2 separate regions of the Mus musculus genome follow, and region 1 is linked to region 2. A link is a contact called in ENCODE POLR2A ChIA-PET data. All regions are on one chromosome and are shown on one strand. Each heading gives the region's core, a stretch centred on a gene start or an enhancer-like site at or near the end of the contact. The rest is flanking DNA. Distances are from core to core; before and after follow the strand shown.

Region 1 (4,987 bases), core at 2,048-4,547, 98 kb before region 2:
TCATTCAGACAAAAACATTAAAAATTTAAAAATAGCTGTGTCGTGCTGGTGTATGCTTTTAATCCCAGTACTCCAGAGGCAGAGGCAGGCAGATCTCTGTGGGTTGAGGCCAGCCTGGTCTACAGAGTGAGTTCCAAGATAGCCAAGGCTACACAGAGAAACCCTGACTGGAAAAACTAAAATAAATAAAATAAAATAAAGCAAATAAAAATCTACATTCTGGTTCAAATTTTATAATCAAATAAACTTATTTTATTATTTCACTTTTAATTATATGTATGGGAATATGCACATTCATAATAGTGCCAGTTGGAGCTTGGATGTAGGGAACAGAACATGGGTTCTCTTGAAGAGCAACAAATGCTCTTAACCCCTGAGCCATCCCTTCAGCCTTTTAACAGATTCTCCCCAAATAGCTACAGGGCATCCCATGACTGTTCTATTCCATTTTCAGCTCTCAGGTAAATGACACAGAGATCTGGTATTTTTATTAACAACCTTCTGCTACTGTGCTGGACAGGTTACTCTGACCCTCTAAGGCTGCCTGCTTTCCAGCCACATGGTCCTTTTCCTTCCATCTGAGCCTTACCCTGCTCACTCTGCCCCGCGTGTGTCCTCATGGTGAATCCTCCTGGTCCCTCCACATGGCCTCTCCACATCTTCCTCTCCTCTCTTCCCCCCACGCCCCTTGGGACTCAGATGTCCCACCTCCTCTGTCCTCTCCAGCCCAGCCAACGAGCTGATCAGCTCTTTTATTAACCAATCAGAGATGATAGAAAACAACTTTTACGTAACAGTGAGACCAGAGATGCTGGACCATGCCATACTCCCAACTGCAACTAGATGTGTGGGCATAGAAATATTGAAATCAGCATCTGAACATACAGAGCACAAAACCACACCCCAACATCCAGATAGAGTGATTCCCCCCACTGTAAACTGAAAATGCTCTGAATGCCTCTAACACAGAGAACTTCCTCATTCACCTTAGAGCATGGGTTGTTTCCCTCATGATGCCAGGGCTAACTGGAGCTGTGGCTCATGCTGCTGCCCAGTATCAAAAGAGAAAAACTGGCAGCTCTTCCACAGGACATCAGTTCAATTCCTAGCACCCACTTGTATGGCTCACCCTTAAGTTGAAATCCTCAACTTGACCCCTGCCCCGACATGGTTCAGCAAATTCCATTTCTTCTCTCTCCCTCCAACCCCACCCACTCAGAAAACCTCTGAGCAGATAAACACCAGAAAGGTCCAGTCCAGCATTCCTGACAGGTGCCAAGTCGCCCTGAACACCACCTACCCTGTCCTCAACCCCAATCGGCGCCCACACCATAATCTGCCTCCAACCTCTTCTGGTGTTTCGAGCCCTGTGACTGGTGAAGTCATTAAGGGGCCTGTCCCCAAATAAACCTGCCTTTTTACTCTTAATTTTGCTGAACTGGCTTTTTTTTTTTTTTTTTTTTTTTTTTTTTTCTGAGACAGGATTTCTCTGTATAGCCCTGGCTGTCCTGGAACTCACTTTGTAGACTCAGAAATCCGCCTGCCTCTGCCTCCCGAGTGCTTGGACTAAAGGTGTGCGCCACCACGCCCGGTGTGAACTGGCTTATTTCTTTGGTGGAGAAAAACTTATCACTCAGTGTGTAATTACAGTTCCAGGAGAATTGATGCCCTCTTGTGCCCTCCAAGGGCACTAAGCTTTCATGTAGCACACATATACATAAAATAACAATTAAAAACTACAAAAACCTGAGCATTGTTGCTTACATTTAGAACTGCAGCACTCAGAGGCTGAAGCGGGAGGATCTTTGTGAGGTAAGAGGCTAGCTCAGGTGCAAAATCTTGGTAAAAGGGGAGGGAGAGAATGAGAGCACACTCATGCCGGACAGATGGTTCAGTGGTGAAGAGCACCTGCTGTTGCGAAGATCCAAGTTCAGTCGTCGGGAGCCTAGGGATCCTACAAAGTACCGCCTCACACAAGAGATGCATTGGGAAAGATACAAGAAAAAGATCGTCTCTACCCAGGCAAAAAGCAGCAAGGAACCACATACGAGGCAAGCATAATATAGAATGGGATTGGCGGGGCACTTTCCAGGGTAGTTTTTGATTGGTGGGATTTTATGGTCTGATCTTGGGCAAACTCCTGGATTGGTGGAATTTTGTGACCTGCTCTAGGAGCAAGCTCAGTGATTGGTGGAATTCTGTGGCATGTTTTTAGGGTAAACTCAGTGATTGGTGGAATTCTATAGTCTGATTTTTTTGGGACAAACTCAGGGATTGGTAGGATTTTGAAGCCTAATACAGGATTTTTTTTTCCTTCCTGCCGGGTGGGGCTTGACTACCTGTATATGCAGGCGCTGGAAACCTGGCCACTCAAGGAACTTAATTGTAAAGATGCTGGGTTTTGTTTCACACAAGCCAAGTTCAGGTGGGAAATGAGCATTTGGTAGAGGAGACTGGCAGGAAAATACTATCAAGTAAGCTTAATTGCAGAGACCTTGGGAGCAGACTGCTTTGAGCAACTTTGGAACAAATGGGGAAAAACATATTGGGTCTGACCTGGGCGGCGTATGACATTATTCTTGTAATGGCGATAGAGCATGATTCACTGTAACCATTCAAGTTTTCAGAATTAGATTTCCCAGCCAATGCTCGGAGAAATGACTTACAGAGAATATTCTTGTGCAGAACACCTTTGAAAATTAAGAATATCACAGTCTGCCGGGCAGTGGTGGCACACGCCTTTAACCCCAGCACTTGGGAGGCAGAGCCAGGCGGATTTCTGATTTCGAGGCCAGACTGGTCTACAAAGTGAGCTCCAGGACCCTTCCTCGAAAAACCAAAAAAAAAAAAAGAATATCACAGTGACTTAGACCCCTGCAGGTCTCAGGGAAGCTGGAGGGGCTGCTTAATACACCTCTCTAGCTTTCCTCAGAGGTCCTCATTTCTTCAGGAGTAGATTTTTTTTTTCCCATGTGTAAAATGCCAATAATCTCACACCACAAAGCATCGACGTGAGGATTCGGTGAGGTCATTAGCACAAAGCACGGGGTCACAGTGTGCGCCCTGAAATTACCAGTTCTGCGTTGTTACGCTAAACTGGGTCTTTGTCAACGCCTGAAAGTGTGCGATCTGAGGTCCTAACTGGCGTGCATTCTTTCTCGTTCTTTCACAAGCTGCCGGGTTTTCTGCGGGTGCGTGGGAGGTGGGGGCCCGGAGTGAATATTCCGCGCAGCCGCAGAACGGATTGCAATAGCGCCTACTGCCTCTAGGGGAACCGGGAGCTCCTAGGTCGCCCCGCCCCGTCCGGCCCGGAAGGGTCAGGGGTCAGTGGGTGGTGACGAGCCGCCGCTGTGTGGGTGTTCCCGGGTCCTGGGTCTATGGCGCCACCGCAGCGATGTCCTCTGTGTCGGCAAACTTTCTTCTGTGGTCGCGGTCACGTCTACAGCCACAAGCACCAGCGGCAGTTGAAGGGGGCTCTGGAGCGGCTTCTACCGCAGGTGCGGACCCGGGGCTGGGGAGGCCAGGAATGTGGGCTGGTTTCAGGGTCCTAGCTGGCTTCTGTCCTGCAGGTGGAGGCCGCCCGCCGGGCCGTCCGCGCCGCCCAGGTGGAGCGCTATGTCCCCGAGCACGATCGGTGCTGTTGGTGCCCGTGCTGTGGCTGCGAAGTGCGAAAACACCTGAGCCATGGCAACCTGACAGTGCTACACGGGGGTCTGCTGGAACATCTGGCCAGGTGACAACTGGAAAACACCCACCTCCCCCGTACAGACAGAGAGTTGTACACACGTGTGGCATGGGAAGTTGAAATTGGGGAGAAGGAAGGTCGACTTTGTGACTTAGTTGGGTTATGGACTGAACTACCTGGCCAACCGTGGAGTTTAGTGGATCTTAGCCCTTCCACGGTCCCAGTGGTGTGGGTGATCTTTCTAGAAAAGCCAGGTTGCTCTCCTCTCACCACCACCACACACTTTATTGGAAGAAAGGAGTCCCAAGATAGAGGTCTTGAAGAGGTTGGTATAAACAATCCTCTTCTCTCTGCCAAGCCCACAGAAGCAACCCAATGGCCAATCTGCATTACTTACCTAGTGCTCTGACATTCGGTACAGTTTTACTCTCTTAATGACTAGCTACGATTACTCTTTCTCTCCATTCTCAGCCCAGAGCACAAGAAAGCCACCAACAAATTCTGGTGGGAGAACAAGGCCAATGCCCAGATGAAAGAGAAGTTTCTGATCTCCCCCCAGGATTATGCACGGTGAGTTACGTGTTCGTGAGTTATCCAGGTCTTTGTCAGGCACAAGAGCTTCTTTTTTTTTTTTTTAAAGTGGTTTTTTTTATGCCATTCTTTTTTTTTTTTTTTTTTTTTTTTAGATTTATTTATTTATTTATTTATTATATGTAAGTACACTGTAGCTGTCTTCAGACACTCCAGAAGAGGGAGTCAGATCTCGTTACGGATGGTTGTGAGCCAACATGTGGTTGCTGGGATTTGAACTCCGGACCTTCGGAAGAGCAGTCGGGTGAGCCATCTCACCAGCCCCACGAGAGCTTCTTTAAATTGGGGAGTTCTGAGGGAGTGTGATGGTCCACATATGTAACCCCAGGACTAGGGAAGCAAAGAATGGATCCTTGAGCAGCCAAAGCCAGTTGAGGCTACAGACAGAACCTTATCTCAAAACAAGAACTAATTGGGGAAACTCAACTCCAGTGTGTTGGTGACCATTTATAGCTCTAGTACCCAGCTGAACCAGGTTAAGGTCCAGGCCAGCACATGTGGTTATGTTTCAGAACACCAAAAATAAGTAAATGTATTGCAAAGTCCAGCAGGGATTTCCTTATAATCTACTGCTATCTAGTGTTTTCATGGTACTTTTTATCAATATACCCTCCAACTTCTGTAGTGAACAGAGCACACTAAAGATGTGATGGCTGGGTTATGGCGCTGTAGGCCTCTAGTCCCAGGTGTTTAGAAGGCTGAGGCAGGAGG
Region 2 (5,067 bases), core at 692-3,191:
AATTGGTGGAAGAGAGATGTGGAAACCAGAGAGATCCAGCTGGATCTGGAAGAACAGGACCAAGTGTCCAGTGAAAAAATTGAAGAAATAAGCCTAAGATTGTAGATAACGGACTCTTTTTTTTTTTTTTTTTGACACAAGGTGTTAATGTATAGCTTTAACTGGCCTAGAACTCACTATTTAGACCAGGCTGCCTTCAAGTAATAGAGATCAGCCTGCCTCTGCCCCCTCCCTGACCAAGCTCTGGAACTAAAGGGATACACCACCATGCCTGGCTTTCCTGTATATTCCAGGCTGACCTTGAATTCAGTCCTTACTTAGCCTTCATAGAGCGGGGCATACAGGTGAGCCCTCCCACTCACTGCCAGAGAAGAGAGTTCTGCAGAGGAGAAGAACCAGCGTTCCTCAGGAAGGAATCTTGGTGGAGAAGAACCTTGCATTACGACAATTTCCTGCATCACTGGGTTCCTTGAACATGGATTTTCTTCCTGCTGACTCCTTTCTCCTAGGTTATATCCCAGCGTTCTCTCCTTCCTTGGCTCCATGTCTTCTGTTCCTAGATTAATGATGGAGATTCTAGTGATCTCCATTAGTTTTGGAGCTCGCTGTGGATGGTTAGGGTCACAGCAATGTTGCCTCACAATCTCACCTCTGTCTATCACCCCTTGCAGTAAAATCAGGCTATCTCAAGCTACATACCCTTTCCTCTTCTAGATCAGACAGCTCTGTTGCTGACAGCCATTTTTTTTTTTTTTTACCTACCCCTAGACCTTATATTGTTTACTCTCATGGGCTTGTTCCTTAGACAAATGGATTTGAAAGATATTTAACATCACATCCTATCTTGTGCGCAGAAGAAATTGTGTCAGACACCTCACCATATATATGTCTCTTGAGAAAAGAATTGCCCCTAATCTTTTTTTATAGATACCTTCCCCTGGCCCCAAGAAACAAAGATGAGCTCCAATCTTATGAGGATCTAGAGAAAAGGGTACATCCAGAGGTTGTAAATTGTGCAGTCTTCCTGGAACACCATTTCTTCGGAGTTGGCTGGGATATTACATATTTGGTGTGTGGGATGGGGTTTGGTTGTGATGCGCTCTCACCCAGGCTGGTTTCAAACTCCTTGGCAAAGGTATCACCCTGTTTCAGCCTCCTAAGTAGCTAGGACGACAGTCAGGTGGCACTACACGGGATGCCACATATTTGGATGAGAGACTTTTGACCAAATCTATTGATAGTCCAGTGCTACAATGCTAGCTCCCCTTTTCATTGCCATCCCTTCTACACGTGCTCCACAGGCAGGAGCTGTTACTATGGAAATGTATTATTTTTAAAAACAGACTCAGCCTTGGGCTTGGGAAATATCTCGAGAACAAACCCACGCAAGCAAGGTTAATAGGGGGTTCCTGAATCCTAGCTCCAAGGGGAAGGAGGACGATGGTAGTGTTCTATTCCCAACCTTTATCACGTTAAGCTTCATTTTTCTCGCCGCCGTTGACATTAGCTGGGTTTTGTCAGGCACTTCTATCTGGGAGGGACACCTTACTCCCTCTTCACCCAGTGCCTAGCTAGCTTCAGTCAAGGAGTAAGACCAGAAGCTGCTGAGCCAGGAGGTGTTAAAAGTGAGTGGTGATTTCCACAGGGACTAATTTTTAACCTACAGGCGTCCAACCCATAGAAATCTAAGAAACGTAGGGAGAACCAGGCGTCATCTCAGATAAGTGAAGTTCCCTTGCCTGGTACTGAAGGGGTGCACAGGGATTTCAGGACGGGGCGGAACAGCTAAAGACTCCGCCTATTCTCATCCCGGAATCCTCTACGTGTGCAACTCAACCCTCCCCCACTCCACCCTCCTCTAGCTCTGAGCGGCGGGTTAGCTCAGCCCCGCCCGGTGAGGGCGCGGCTCCTTTAAGGGCGGGTGGGGGCGGGGCGCCGGCGGTGTTGTCAGTGTCAGTTCTGCGCACGCAGCCCTCCCGGAGCCGGTGCCGGCCCGCGAGCCCCGGTATCTCTGCAGGCTGGTCCCTGCCCGGGTCCGGCGGGGCCCCACGCCGTGGGAGGAATCGGGTGATAGCTGGAACCTAGCTGGGGTCACACCGCCGGTGTTAGGGATCCAGATCTCTGGCTACGGAGACAGAGCTCGAGCGTCGCGACCCCGGAGGACCTCTTCTCCATCCGTGGCACCCACTGGTCCTGGAATCTCGGCGGCGCCGGAGAGCCCCGGAGCCCGCGCGCTCAGCCCCGGGGGAGCTCGCCCACGCCCCACGGTCCATCCGGGCCATGCTCCCCCGGGGCAGCGGCTGAACCCGAGCCGGGACCCGAGCCCGCGGGAGCATGGATCCGGACTGGGGGCAGCGGGATGTGGGCTGGGCGGCCCTGCTGGTTCTCTTCGCCGCCTCGCTGATCACGGTATTGGGCTGGATGCTGCAGTATGCCCGGGGTTTGTGGCTGTCGCGAGCCGATGGGGGCCGAGACTCCCGACCTGCCTCAGCTGCTGAGCCCGGGGGTTCACTGCGCGAGCTGGGTGTGTGGCGTTCGCTGCTGCGTTTGCGGGCGACCCGGACCAGCACCCCCGAGGAAGCCGGCGTACGGGGCCTCCTGGCTTCGCTCTTTGCCTTCAAGTCTTTCCGGGAGAACTGGCAACGGGCTTGGGTGCGAGCCTTGAATGAGCAGGCCTGCAGGGACGGGGTGAGTTGCACTGAGCCCCTGTGTCGTCCCTTCAGCTTTGCCTTCTAGGGAAGAGCTTGCTCATGTTAGGAGGGCTGGATTAGAGCTGGGGATCAACTGGAGAACCCTCCAGCTTTCTCTTTCAGATCAGAGAAGAGCGTGCAGGTTAGACTGGGGCTTGTAAAGAAGTCCAGTTATATACCAAATTTTCTATTTTTGTGAGCAAGGTACTCTGGTTCTAAACCCAGCACAAGTTACTGTTCTCATAGCAACGCTAATCCGTGTGCCTTAGGGCACTTCCGCCTAGACTGGCCTGGTTGGGCCAAGGGAGACAGGTGCACCTGCAGAAGGAATTTGCCTGGTCCTCATGCCACCACACCCAGTTAAGATTTCAGGCTCCCAAACCCTGGTGGTCAGGTAGAGCCCCCACGGTAACTGAATCATCTCTCCATATTTTAGTAATTTCACTACTACAGTCCTCCAGGCTGGCCTGCAGTGTAGTGTTAAAGGAAAGTAGTTTAGTTAAAGGGCATATTGATAACCTGCGTCCTTTCTAATGCATGAACTTGGGCTGCCCCTTCAGGGTCGCTCATAAACCAGAGCAGCCAGCCACCTCCACCCGTTGCACCCTGGGCATCTGGCCTCCCAGGAAGTGGGCAGGAATCAGAGTCATGAGACTGAGGTTGGGTGGAAGGCAGAGGTCTCCCATTTCTGGACCATTTCCCTTCCTGGCCATCAGACTATCAGCTCCTTGTGGAAACAGGTCTTTCTCTGTTTCCAGCCATAAGAGCTTGGAGGCTTTGCCCTATTAATCCAGATGCCTAGAGACTGAAGTGGCCCCCAAGAAGTTCTCCTGTTTCCTCTTGTCAGCTGGCCAGCTGAAAGCCAGATGACATCTGTCAGTTTATACATTGACCCTACCCCTCCAACCTGGCTCTTCCTGTACCTTGTCCCTGGGACAGCTGACTCAGCTGGACATTGGCCTCTCCTGCAGGGGGAGGAGAGAGGGGAACTAAGCACTCATCTCCCCAACTGGCATGACTTTTGAAGAAGAAAGCTGCCACCGCAGGGAAGTTTGCTAGGGAAAGTGAATGAGCTCTGTGCATTTTGTTTTCTCTATCTCAAGCCTGCAGGACATACCCAGCCCAGGCTGTGCCCCCTTCCTCAGGTAGTTCTTCTACCCTGCTTTCCACTGCTGTAGAAGAATTAGGGAGTGGCTCTTTCGAGAGCTAAGCTAATCGGCTTTCCGCTCCCTAATACTCCTGCTGTCCACCCTAAGGAATTATCTAGGCTTGGGACCCCTGAGCCCTCCCTCTGAGCTTGCTTCTCTTCCTAGCACTTCTGATGGGGTTTCCTGGAGACATGATAAGTTAGTCTTTATTTCTAAGAACTTAAGCAGCGTGATAGGATACCATTGACCATTCACATCCTGTTTGTTTGGGGAAAGGCTTAGCCTTATTTCTTCATCTTATTTTATAGCACATGACACAACCATTTCACTTCAGCCTTGCCCAGCAGTGACCATGTCACTCTCTTGTTGTCATTGTCACTTACCTCTATTTGTGATTACAGTGAATGATGAGGTGGAGGGGTGAAGAGGGAAACAGGGAGTACAGAGAGGTTCCAGGGATTTGAAGAATTACCCAAGGTTCAAAGGCAAGCTGGCCTCTAAGGTAGCCTCTGGAAGCTGCAGATCCCTGGAGACAGTGGGGCTGCAGGGGAAACCTTCTGCCCTAAGCTGTTGAGCCAAGAAGGGGCCAGAGGCCAGCCTGGAGCCGAGGCCTCTGCAGTGCTAGAATCAAGCCAGCAATTGGGCAGACCAGCCCTGCAGGGGACAGCTCCAGAGACTTGATCTTGTGCCCACATTACTTCCTCAGAGCTCCATCCAAATCGCCTTTGAAGAGATACCCCAACTCCCACCAAGAGCCAGCATCAGTCATGTGACCTGCGTTGACCAATCAGAGCGCACCATGGTAAGGGTCTGGTGGGCACTACAAGATGGGGCAGACCCCAAGGTTCCCTTTAGTATGAGGGGTCTTAATTTGGAGTTTCTGTGTGTCTTAAGGACCTAAGGATTTGTTTCAGGAGGTCTGAGAACCTCACTGACGTGATAGGCAAAGTAAGTGTGTGTGTATGTGGGGGTCTGTTTCTAGGGAGAGAAGAGTTTTTGTCTTTGTTTTGAGACAGGATTTTACTGTGTAGGTCTGCCTGTCCTGGAACTCACTCTGTAGACCAGGAAATCTGCCTGCCTCTGCCTCCAGAGTACTGGGATTAAAGGCGTGCGCCACCACCACCTGGCTGAGATTTTTGCTTTTGTCTAATTCATTGAGAAGCTTAGGGCCCCCAAAAGGACATCATCCCAAGGATGATAGAAGTGGGGAAGGGCAGAGCCAGGTGGGT

Evidence for each region. ChIA-PET counts read pairs that join two places held with the same protein, here RNA polymerase II (POLR2A).
Region 1: POLR2A ChIA-PET joins it to region 2 with 17 read pairs in embryonic stem cell. The contact joins the promoter of Ccdc84 here to the promoter of C2cd2l in region 2. POLR2A ChIA-PET finds 5 or more read pairs at or near these places in 5 of 5 experiments (Patski and embryonic stem cell).

The regions. Positions count from the first base shown.
Region 1 is chr9:44,416,379-44,421,365 of GRCm38, reverse strand. Ccdc84 (coiled-coil domain containing 84) reads left to right here and starts at 3,297. Exons shown (of 11, transcript NM_201372.4): 1 at 3,297-3,497; 2 at 3,570-3,733; 3 at 4,157-4,255. The coding sequence starts at 3,378.
Region 2 is chr9:44,317,156-44,322,222 of GRCm38, reverse strand. It overlaps C2cd2l (C2 calcium-dependent domain containing 2-like), which reads left to right and starts at 1,941. Exons shown (of 14, transcript NM_027909.2): 1 at 1,941-2,688; 2 at 4,545-4,640. The coding sequence starts at 2,335.